Regions from separate parts of the Homo sapiens genome. Here region 1 is linked to region 2. A link is a loop called in an ENCODE intact Hi-C map of the cell type or tissue named here. Cell type or tissue: heart right ventricle. All regions are shown on one strand. Each heading gives the region's core, and the rest is flanking DNA. Links, peaks and the distances in the headings are about the cores only.

Evidence for each region. Peaks named below come from ENCODE experiments on the same cell type or tissue, not always from the same donor. Only the 100,000 strongest peaks of a DNase experiment are listed, where the experiment ranks them.
Region 1: a loop joins it to region 2, with 2.6 times the contacts of the local background. A loop is called at or near these places in 6 of 110 quality-filtered maps.

What each region holds. Positions count from the first base shown.
Region 1 is chr18:36,577,923-36,582,317 of GRCh38, reverse strand. All of the region lies in intron 6 of FHOD3 (formin homology 2 domain containing 3), which reads right to left. Among named protein-coding and RNA genes, the nearest start is that of TPGS2, 250 kb to the left of the region's middle. In heart right ventricle, for the core only: a CTCF peak has its summit at 1,785; a DNase peak (open chromatin) is centred at 1,857; H3K27ac peaks cover 3,273 bases.
Region 2 is chr18:36,658,015-36,662,409 of GRCh38, reverse strand. It overlaps FHOD3 (formin homology 2 domain containing 3), which reads right to left. Exons shown (of 29, transcript NM_001281740.3): 14 at 4,222-4,335. LOC105372071 (a long non-coding RNA gene) reads left to right here. Exons shown (of 3, transcript NR_132982.1): 2 at 1,401-1,493; 3 at 1,847-2,021. Among named protein-coding and RNA genes, the nearest start is that of TPGS2, 170 kb to the left of the region's middle. RefSeq lists an enhancer at 129-288. In heart right ventricle, for the core only: CTCF peaks have their summits at 205 (motif pointing right) and 1,862 (motif pointing right); a DNase peak (open chromatin) is centred at 1,907; H3K27ac peaks cover 791 bases.

The sequences.
Region 1 (4,395 bases), core at 146-4,145, 80 kb after region 2:
TCACCCCCATATTTGGGTCATCTGAGCAGATCACACAACAGTGACATGCCAGTGGCTCCAAGACCAGAGGGCTCACCGAATCTCCTCTCCTTGCCCATCAGCCAGTGTCTCCTGGGGCACATGGAGCACCAGGCTCCATGGCACTTAGCTCTCTTTGGGAATATTTCCTTCATCTCCAAACCAGTGTGTCCAAAGTTTTCTTGCCAACAAACCCCAATGTCCAACTCTTCTACTGCCATTGGCACTGCCATATTTCTAGCTGCAGAGTCAAACTGTGACCCCCAACCTTTGATTCCTTTTATTTTCCTATATCCAGAAATCTCCTCCTAGAAGGCTAGTCCTCAAAATGTCTCTATTTTTTCATTATTCTGTTTCCACTGCTACTCTCACCTCACAGCTGTGATACTGAGCTAACCCTTCCCACCCAGCTTTCCCATCCCTGTCAATTTCCCCTCCTCCACCACTCCATTCTACACACCACGTTACTTATTTTTTCTTCATTTTGCAGTCCTAAACAAACTTTCAGCAATGTCCCCAGTGTTGGGGGTGGGGTGGCTGGCGGGTGGGCTCATAGGTTCTCTAATGTATATGACAGAGAAAGAGAGAGCGCATGAGCACGAGCATGTATGTATGTGTGTGTACGTGCGTGCAAGGAGGGCCTTGGCCAGGGCTCCTCCAGATAGGCCTACATAGGAGTAGGGAGGCCTGCACACCCTCACACAAGTAGAAAGGAAGTCTGGAGACCTGTGATCAGCAATATGGGGCACAGATGGAAGGATGAGATCCAATGGGGCTGATGGGAACTTAGACAGAGCAAGGCAAGCTAACCTGGAGAGCAATGCAGACAGGGAAGCTTCCATGCCAGCGCCCTGAGGCACCCCTAAGAGGCAGCAAGGAGGTGAGAGTTTGCCAGGCTCAGGGCCCTGAGGCCTTCCCCTTGGGCCAAAAGAGGATCCATAGAGATAAAGAGACAGACTCTCTGTGCTGGGTGACAAAGGGCCATGCTGTATAGACTGAATCATCTTACTCCAATTAATTAGAATTCCAGATGTATGAAGAGAAAAAAATCCACATCCTGTGATAAGTCATGGGCCTGGCATCTGCCTCTTACCTCTGACTGGAGAGTTTAAAGATTGGCTCTTGTAAATAGAAAGAAACACTTTATTGAAAACACTTTTTTCTTTCTTTTAAAAAGTCATTATTTGGCTACGAATGCATTATTTTCTCCCCTGGCTATGAGTCTCAAATATCTGCAAATATGCATTGCATAATGAGCCTCTGGCAGGCTGCAAAATCACATCTTGTTGCCTTTCATGGAAGAAAAATGATGAATTATGAAAACACAGTGACAAGATGTTTCTGCTCCAGTACTTCCTTTATCAACTCTGTGACTGTATAAGGCAAAGGCAACTGGATGTCAAGGTAACCTTTCCAGGTTAAGATAAATCTGACTCTTTGTCAAAAGGAAATGCTAGGGCCCCTGGCTTTGCTGATTTCTTAATTTGAATTGGGGAAAACCCATTGCAGCTGTATTGACCAAACTGTATGTTTAAGGAGGAGACTGAGGCCTCCTTCTCAAAATCTAAGGGTCTTGGGTTGATGTATCTGTTGTTCTTTTCAATTTCTCATTATTCAGATGGGGGTGAGGGAAGAGTATCAGCAGACACTCTATTGGTTTTGTAAATAAGAGGTGATCTCATTAGAACTATGTAGACTGGAAATAAACTTGGCAGCTACTGCCTTTGTTAACTTTCAGCAACTCGCCTAGAACAGAGCACACCCTGCAGGGGGGCAGGAGACCTTCATGTGACATCACAGTTAGTGGGATGGGCTGTGGCATCACTGTTCCCCAGAATTCTCCTTTCCAACAACACAGTGAACTCCAAGGCACAGGCTGACTCTTGGCTCCACTCTCTTGTCCTCATTATGACCAGCACAGTGCAGAACACAGGAGCCAGAGACTATTCTAGACCTGCCTTTGGGAAAATAAAAGATGAAGACAGAAATCCACACAGATCCAGTGCTGACGGCCCAAATGGCTAGGGAGGAGGCGAGTGTGCCACCTTAGACAGAGGCCCTGAAGAGGCAGCCCAGAGTCCTGAACCACCACTGAGGAAGCACACACCGAGTGCACCGTGTAGGATGGGGAGGCTGGGAAAGCACAATTCCTACAAATGTATTTTTGAAACTTTTTAATTTTATAATTTTTCCATGTTATTTAGAAATGCAATAAAGATTTTCCTGTGTGTTTATTCTTTCCTGATTGTTTATTTTCCTTACAGAATGATTCCAAAGTAATATCAATATGATGCTGTTGCCACATCAGAGACTCTGAGCCATGGCATGCATTTCTGTTATTTCTGTTTTTTTTTTTCTCTGCTGCTCTTCTTCTTTTCCTCCTCCGTGGTCCTTCTCCTCCCTCTTTTCTATCTCTCCCTCTTCTTTTCTTTGTGCCTTTCCTCTCTTAGTCTATTTTTGCTGCTATAAAGAGAAATACCTGAGACTGGGTAATTTATGAAGAACAGAAATTTATTTCTCACAGTTCTGGAGGCTGGGAAGTCCCAGATCAAGGCACTGACTGTGAGGGCCCAGTCTCTCTGCATCCAAGATGGTGCCTGTTGCTGTATCTTCTGGAGGGCAGGAAGGTTGTGCCCTCACATGGCAGAGAATCAAAAGAGAGCAAATGCACTCCTTCCACAAATCCTTCTTATAATGGCATTAATCCATTCATGACAGCAGAGCTTTCATGACCTAAACACCTCTTGACACTGTTGCATTGGGGATCACGTTTACACCACAAAAATTTAGGGAGGCACATTCAGACCACAGCATTCTCTATGTAATCTCTCCCTGCTCACAGTGATTCTTCCCCATACCCATCCCACCTTCCCTAACCTTGCCCTCACTCTATTCTCTGTCTGGTGATGAGCTAACAGACTGTCAGTTTTTCTATTGTAAGCATGTTAGGTTTTATTTCCTTTTAGAAATAGGGCAAGTTGTTGGTGTTTTATCATGGCCATCATAAAACCATAAAGATATCTTAATTCAGCTGTGTCATGTACAAAAAGTCAATCTTTCTTGCAAAATCTCTTCCCATCTCCCTAGCTTTTATGTCCTTGAGACCATTCAGAGTGCCTTGGGGAGGGAGCAGGTTCCAAATGAACATGAAAGTTAGGGAGGCTTCCCAGCACAAGCAAGGAAAAAGGAGAAAAAACTGAAACAGGATATGAGATATAAATCTTCCCTCGGTCTGGCTGATGCAACCTAGAAAGCCCAGCATTTCACTCAGTGTCCAAGGTCACCTACATCAGTTTCAAAACAGAGTCACTTCCATTTTCCATAGAAAACAAAGCCAAACATTTTTTTTTAAAGATTTTCAATCTTCTGAGGGAAAGCATAGCTGTTTCTAATCTGAAATGGGGAAAAATTCTCTCATCAATAAGTACTAGAAAAAGAAAACCTGAGGGCAAGATGTGAGGGTCACCCACGGATATGGGACCCCATGGGGATTCGCATGCCAGTGCCAGCCACAGAGAAAAAGCCCTTCCAACCACACAAGGACACAATCACCAGGATTCTGAGAAGCCTGAGAAGGAGATACAGCCTAAAACTAGAACCATACTCCTCCCCAAATCAAACCAGGGCTGAGTGCTCCCAAAGGACAGCAGAATCCTTGGGAGGCAGGTGACTCCAGGGGTAGGGCCAGGGGATGGACTCCCCAGCAGAGCACAGCACTGTGAACAGCAGCCTGGAAAGGCTCACTCTAGTGGGGGTGGGCAGTGAACACAGGGATGGGGGACAGTCTGGGCAGACCACATGTGATATGGTTTGGTTCTCTGTCCCCACCCAAATCTCACCTTGAATTGTAATAATTCCCACATGTCATGGGAGGGACCCAGTGGGAGGTAAGTGAATCATGAGGGTGGGTTTTTCCCATGCTTTTCTCATGATAGTGAATAAGTCTTCTGAGATCTGATGGTTTTATAAAGGGTGGCTCCCCTGCACACACTCTCTTGCCTGCCACCATGTAAGATGTGCCTTTGCTCCTCCTCCGCCTTCCGCCATGATTTTGAGGCCTCCCCAGCCATGTGGAACTGTGAGTCCATTAAACCTCTTTCCTTTATAAATTACCCAGTCTCAGGTATGTCTTTATTAGCGGTGTGAGAACAGATTAATCCAATATGCTTTTCAGGGACCCTACAAAGCTATGCTGATTCTGTGACCTGTTTAATTCAGGTTCAAATTCTGTATCCAGGCCCTCAAGATCCCCCACTCCATCTGACCATGTTGCCCACTACAGCCACTCTGATCTCCATAACGTGCCACCCGTACAGCACTTTAACCTTGGTGCATGTGCACCTGCTCAGGACAGGGTCCCTTTCACTACTTCTCCCA
Region 2 (4,395 bases), core at 73-4,072:
AGAAATCCTCTCTGGCGTCCTAAGTATGGGCCTGAGGTTCCTACAACCTCTTCCCACTGAGCACTCACAGTGCAGGATAGGCTTACTCTAGGTGGCCTCTCTAGTCCCAGAACAAGGACTGTCTTAGGGTACCTTCAGTCCCAGGGCTTGGGCGTACTGTTTCCTCACATTGACAAGGCAAGCCTCCAGCCGCCATTGATGAGAAAGTCCACAAGATGGAGATGTCACTACAGGGAAGGGAAGAGGATGGGCCCGGCCTTTCCCAAAGCCTCACAACCACATATGCGCTTGAGGTGTGGTTGTTTGCTTGTTTGTTTCATTTGAATACTTGAACACAAATAGTTCAAATATTCCTGTAGTTTTATTTTCTTTCACAAAGAAAACATTTAGAAATTATCTGCTCAAAAAGTACATTTTCAAAAAGTGAAGTGTTTTAAAAGTCTGCTTTCATTAAACAGTTGCATCTTGTATTCCTGAGGGCCTTTGCAGATAGTTCTGGTTTTCTCGTTTTGTTTTGTTTTCTCTTAAGTTCCAAACTTCATGAAAATATTACTCTATTTCTAAAAGAGAGCCCTATTAACAAAGCTATAATAGGAGATATGGAGATGGATTCATTTTAATATCCTTGACTTAATTTTCCATATTGTTTCTTCAGCACTTCCTTCCTATGTCAATTTATCATTCCAAGTTTTATCAACATCTAACACATGAATATACTTGTTGGGGAAGAAATGGAAAACTCCAAGCTCATGACAATGTCCACTTGCATTTCCAAAGTGGGCCGAGGTGCCTGAAGGGTGTTTTAGTTGGCCTGATTATCCCAGGACTTCAGTGAAGTAGTCTTGTTTCCAAATCAAGGGAATGAAGTTCTAGAACTTCCTAGTATTGTACAGGGCTCAGGCACAATGTTTATTAGTCAGGGGTATGATCACAGAAGACGCGCATCCTCATTGCAGAAATGTAACCATTATTGATAATATAGTTCCTTTTTGGTTTTAATAATATATGTATATATAAAACATACCAACCATAAATCTTACAAATTCTACTAAAGTATATATACCTCAGTAAAAATAATCACACATCTTAATGGGCAAAAAATACTTGCATAGGTGAAATTAGATTATGGGTGATATCCAAAGAATTCAGTTGTCAAATATGACAAAGAAAAAATTCAAACTATATAAAAATGTCTATTATCATAAGTGCAACTGATGTAATATTCTTGGGCGATGGTGCACAAGTATGATTTGGAGTTAGAAGATCCTCTTATTTCTTTTTTTTTTTCCCCCACTTACAAAACATAAGTAAAGTGGTAATACAGCCAGGTCCAGTGGCTTCCTGGTCTTAATAAAACTGCACATCTGATATGTCAAATGATTCATCATATGTTTTTTCAGAGCCACACAAGGTGACAGTGAAAAAGACAAGCAAATGTAAAGGAGGTGATAGACTCTTAGAAGCTACCGTACTCGCTCGTGGATAGAGTGATGGTAAAGAAAACCAAGTTCCTACAGCAACAGCGTACTGTAAGAAGGAAAGGAACTTAGGAGAGTCATCCCACCACTGCTGTTCCCCAGTGACCCCATCCCAATGCCAGGCTCTCTGAGGGATTTAACTCCAGAGCCTTCTTCAAGCCAAGGACTGCTGAGTCCACACCTCCCCAGGGCCTCTGGAACATCTCCCTGGATGTCAGACAGGCTCCTTGGACCACCCATGCCCCATGCTGGAAGTCTCCACCCAATTTGCTTTTCTTCCAGTATCGTCCCAGTTCCTTGTTTCTAACATCCATACACTCGTGCAAGCCTGAACCTCTACTCATTTTGCGTCTCCTCTTACCCTCCAGGCGGCAGCCAACTCTGCCAAACCTGCTGCTCCTGGCAAGTCCCACAGCCAGTGCCATGTTGGGCACGGTCATCTCTCTTGGACTCTGACACTGCCTCGCGGCAGCCCTTGTTCCTGCAGCCTCACCCCAGTGGCTTGTTCTATGCTACTAACAAATTAGAATTGGTTGCCTCCTGCCTCCTGTCTCCTGTTTCCAAACTTGAACAGCTCCAGTGGTCTCAGGATAAAGTCCAGCCTCTTCCCCAGGATGTTCAAGGCACTCTGGGATCCAAGTCTTTTTTGTTTTTGTTTTGTTTTTGAGACAGAGTCTCACGGTCACCCAGGCTGGAGTGCAATGGCACAATCTCGGCTCACTGCAACTTCCACCTCCCAGGTTCAAGTGATTCTCCTGCCTCAGCCTCCTGAGTAGCTGGGATAACAGGCGTGCACCACCACACTCGGCTAAGTTTTGTATTTTTAGTAGAGACGGGGGTTCACCATGTTGGTTGGGCTGGTCTCAAACTCCTGACCTCGTGATCTGCCCACCTCGGCCTCCCAAAGTGTTGGGATTACAGGTGTGAGCCACCGCGCCCAGGCTCTGGGATCCAATTCTACCATTCCTGGTTTAACTGCCCACCCTCCTTATCCCCAGGGGCACTTCAGCCAGTCCAGGCAGAGAAGGAGACACAGACAGGAGTCCTTCAGGATCCTGGATCTTCTAGCCCAAACCTGGACCTGGGATTCCAGTGGCAGAAAAGCGGGCAGAGGTTGGGGCTTCCCTTTCAGAACCTGGGAAGAACATCCAAGCCCAGGGCTTTGGTAATCTTGTGGGCCACATGGACCCCTGTCTGTATAACTTTATAACTTCACAGACCTCCAAAGTGTTCCCAAGCAGTGAGCAGCTAAGTCACCCCATCCTTCCATCAGTGTTTACTGTGGCTCTACTATTGCCAGGCCCCAGGCACTGTAGGGAACACACCAATGAACAGAGCCTGGTTCTAGTCCCTGAGGAGCTGGCAGCTTGGCAGGTGCAAGATGTGCAACGTCGTATCAGTCTGACTCCAATATTACTCACTTTGGCCCCAAATCTTACATCCCATTTGACAAGGGTCATCTGTATGGTGACCTTTTCAGGACTACAGGTAACTTCAGCTAATCCCAACAGGAGGTGCCCTAGGGTAAAGGACAGAACTACAGACAGGTAATGGTGTCTTCGGGGTAATCAAATGGTTACCTTATTATCAAGACCTAACTTAGCCCAAGTGTGCTCAGCCCAGGACCACACTGGACTGTGGAATCTGAGAGCTTGACACCGTAGGATCTACATGCCATCTTAGAAGTTAACAGTGACATGTGACTAGGCAAACCCCACTGGACCTCCCTTCCTCCCAGGGCTTAAGGTCTTGCCTGCTCTCAACCCAACCAAACCTCCAATCACCAGCAGCACTCGGCAAAACATACTTCAGAATACACATAGAAGAGGATCTAAATGTGGAACGCAGGTTGCTTTAAATTTGGGATTTGAGGTAAGTGATCTCTGATGTCGCTCATGTCTAGATTCCTGATGAATGAGGAGCTGCTGGAAGTTACATGCTATCATCTCCTACACTAACAGCTTCCACCAGATACACATGGTGGGCTTCACACAGCACTCCCGAGTGGACTTTTGTTTGCTCATCAAAATCACCCTCTAAGGTATGGGTTGGTGTAATTGGCATTTACCCTCAGGGTTAAATAACTTCCAAGTGAGTGAGCTGGAATCCTAACCAGTCTTCTCTAACTCAGCACTCTTGCCATGTGAGGGTAACTTTCTAACTGTTCTAAAATTACAGGTCTTACCTTTCCCTTGTAAACACATCCTTGGGCAATCATTTGCTTCTGGGAGTCATAATCAGTTAATTTCTGGTGGTCTAATACTCTTGCCAAGTTAAATTCCTTCCATGTACCCATACAATTCTTTTCTCTTCTGGTAGGTCCTGGATTAATTATACAGCACCTTAATGGGCCCACTACTTTCTGATTTACACAGATTTAATCATTCAATGGTGAAAACTGATGTGTATATAACAAATTGCAGAGCTTACGTAAAATCTAGAACAGTTTTTAAGGAATGAATCAAAACATTCACACAAATATTTTAGAAGACATTTTTATACTTTCTATGGAAAGTGTGTAGGGGGATGAGACGCTAATATTAAAATATCACCTCTAATAAAATATTTGCTTAGTAAATAGTGTGAAAGAAAGAGAAAATATTCCTGGCTTCGGACAATGTTCTGTAAAGGAAAATACTTCATGTTATGTCTTTTATTTATATTTTTCCTTTAACCACACTTAACCAAATTGATTCCCCTCACTTGAGGACTGTGAAGCTATCAGCGTGCTTGTCGAACTCACCTTTCCAACCTGGCCTCCTGTGGGGGTGAGACGGATGATGTGGGGGTGGTGGGCACACTGGATCCAGATGAGGGTCTTGAGGAGTGATAAGAGTTATTGCCAAAATTGCTGTATCTAAGAAGTGCAGAGGTTTAAGTTGGGGGGAAAAGGATAGAGAAATAAGTACAAGTCAGT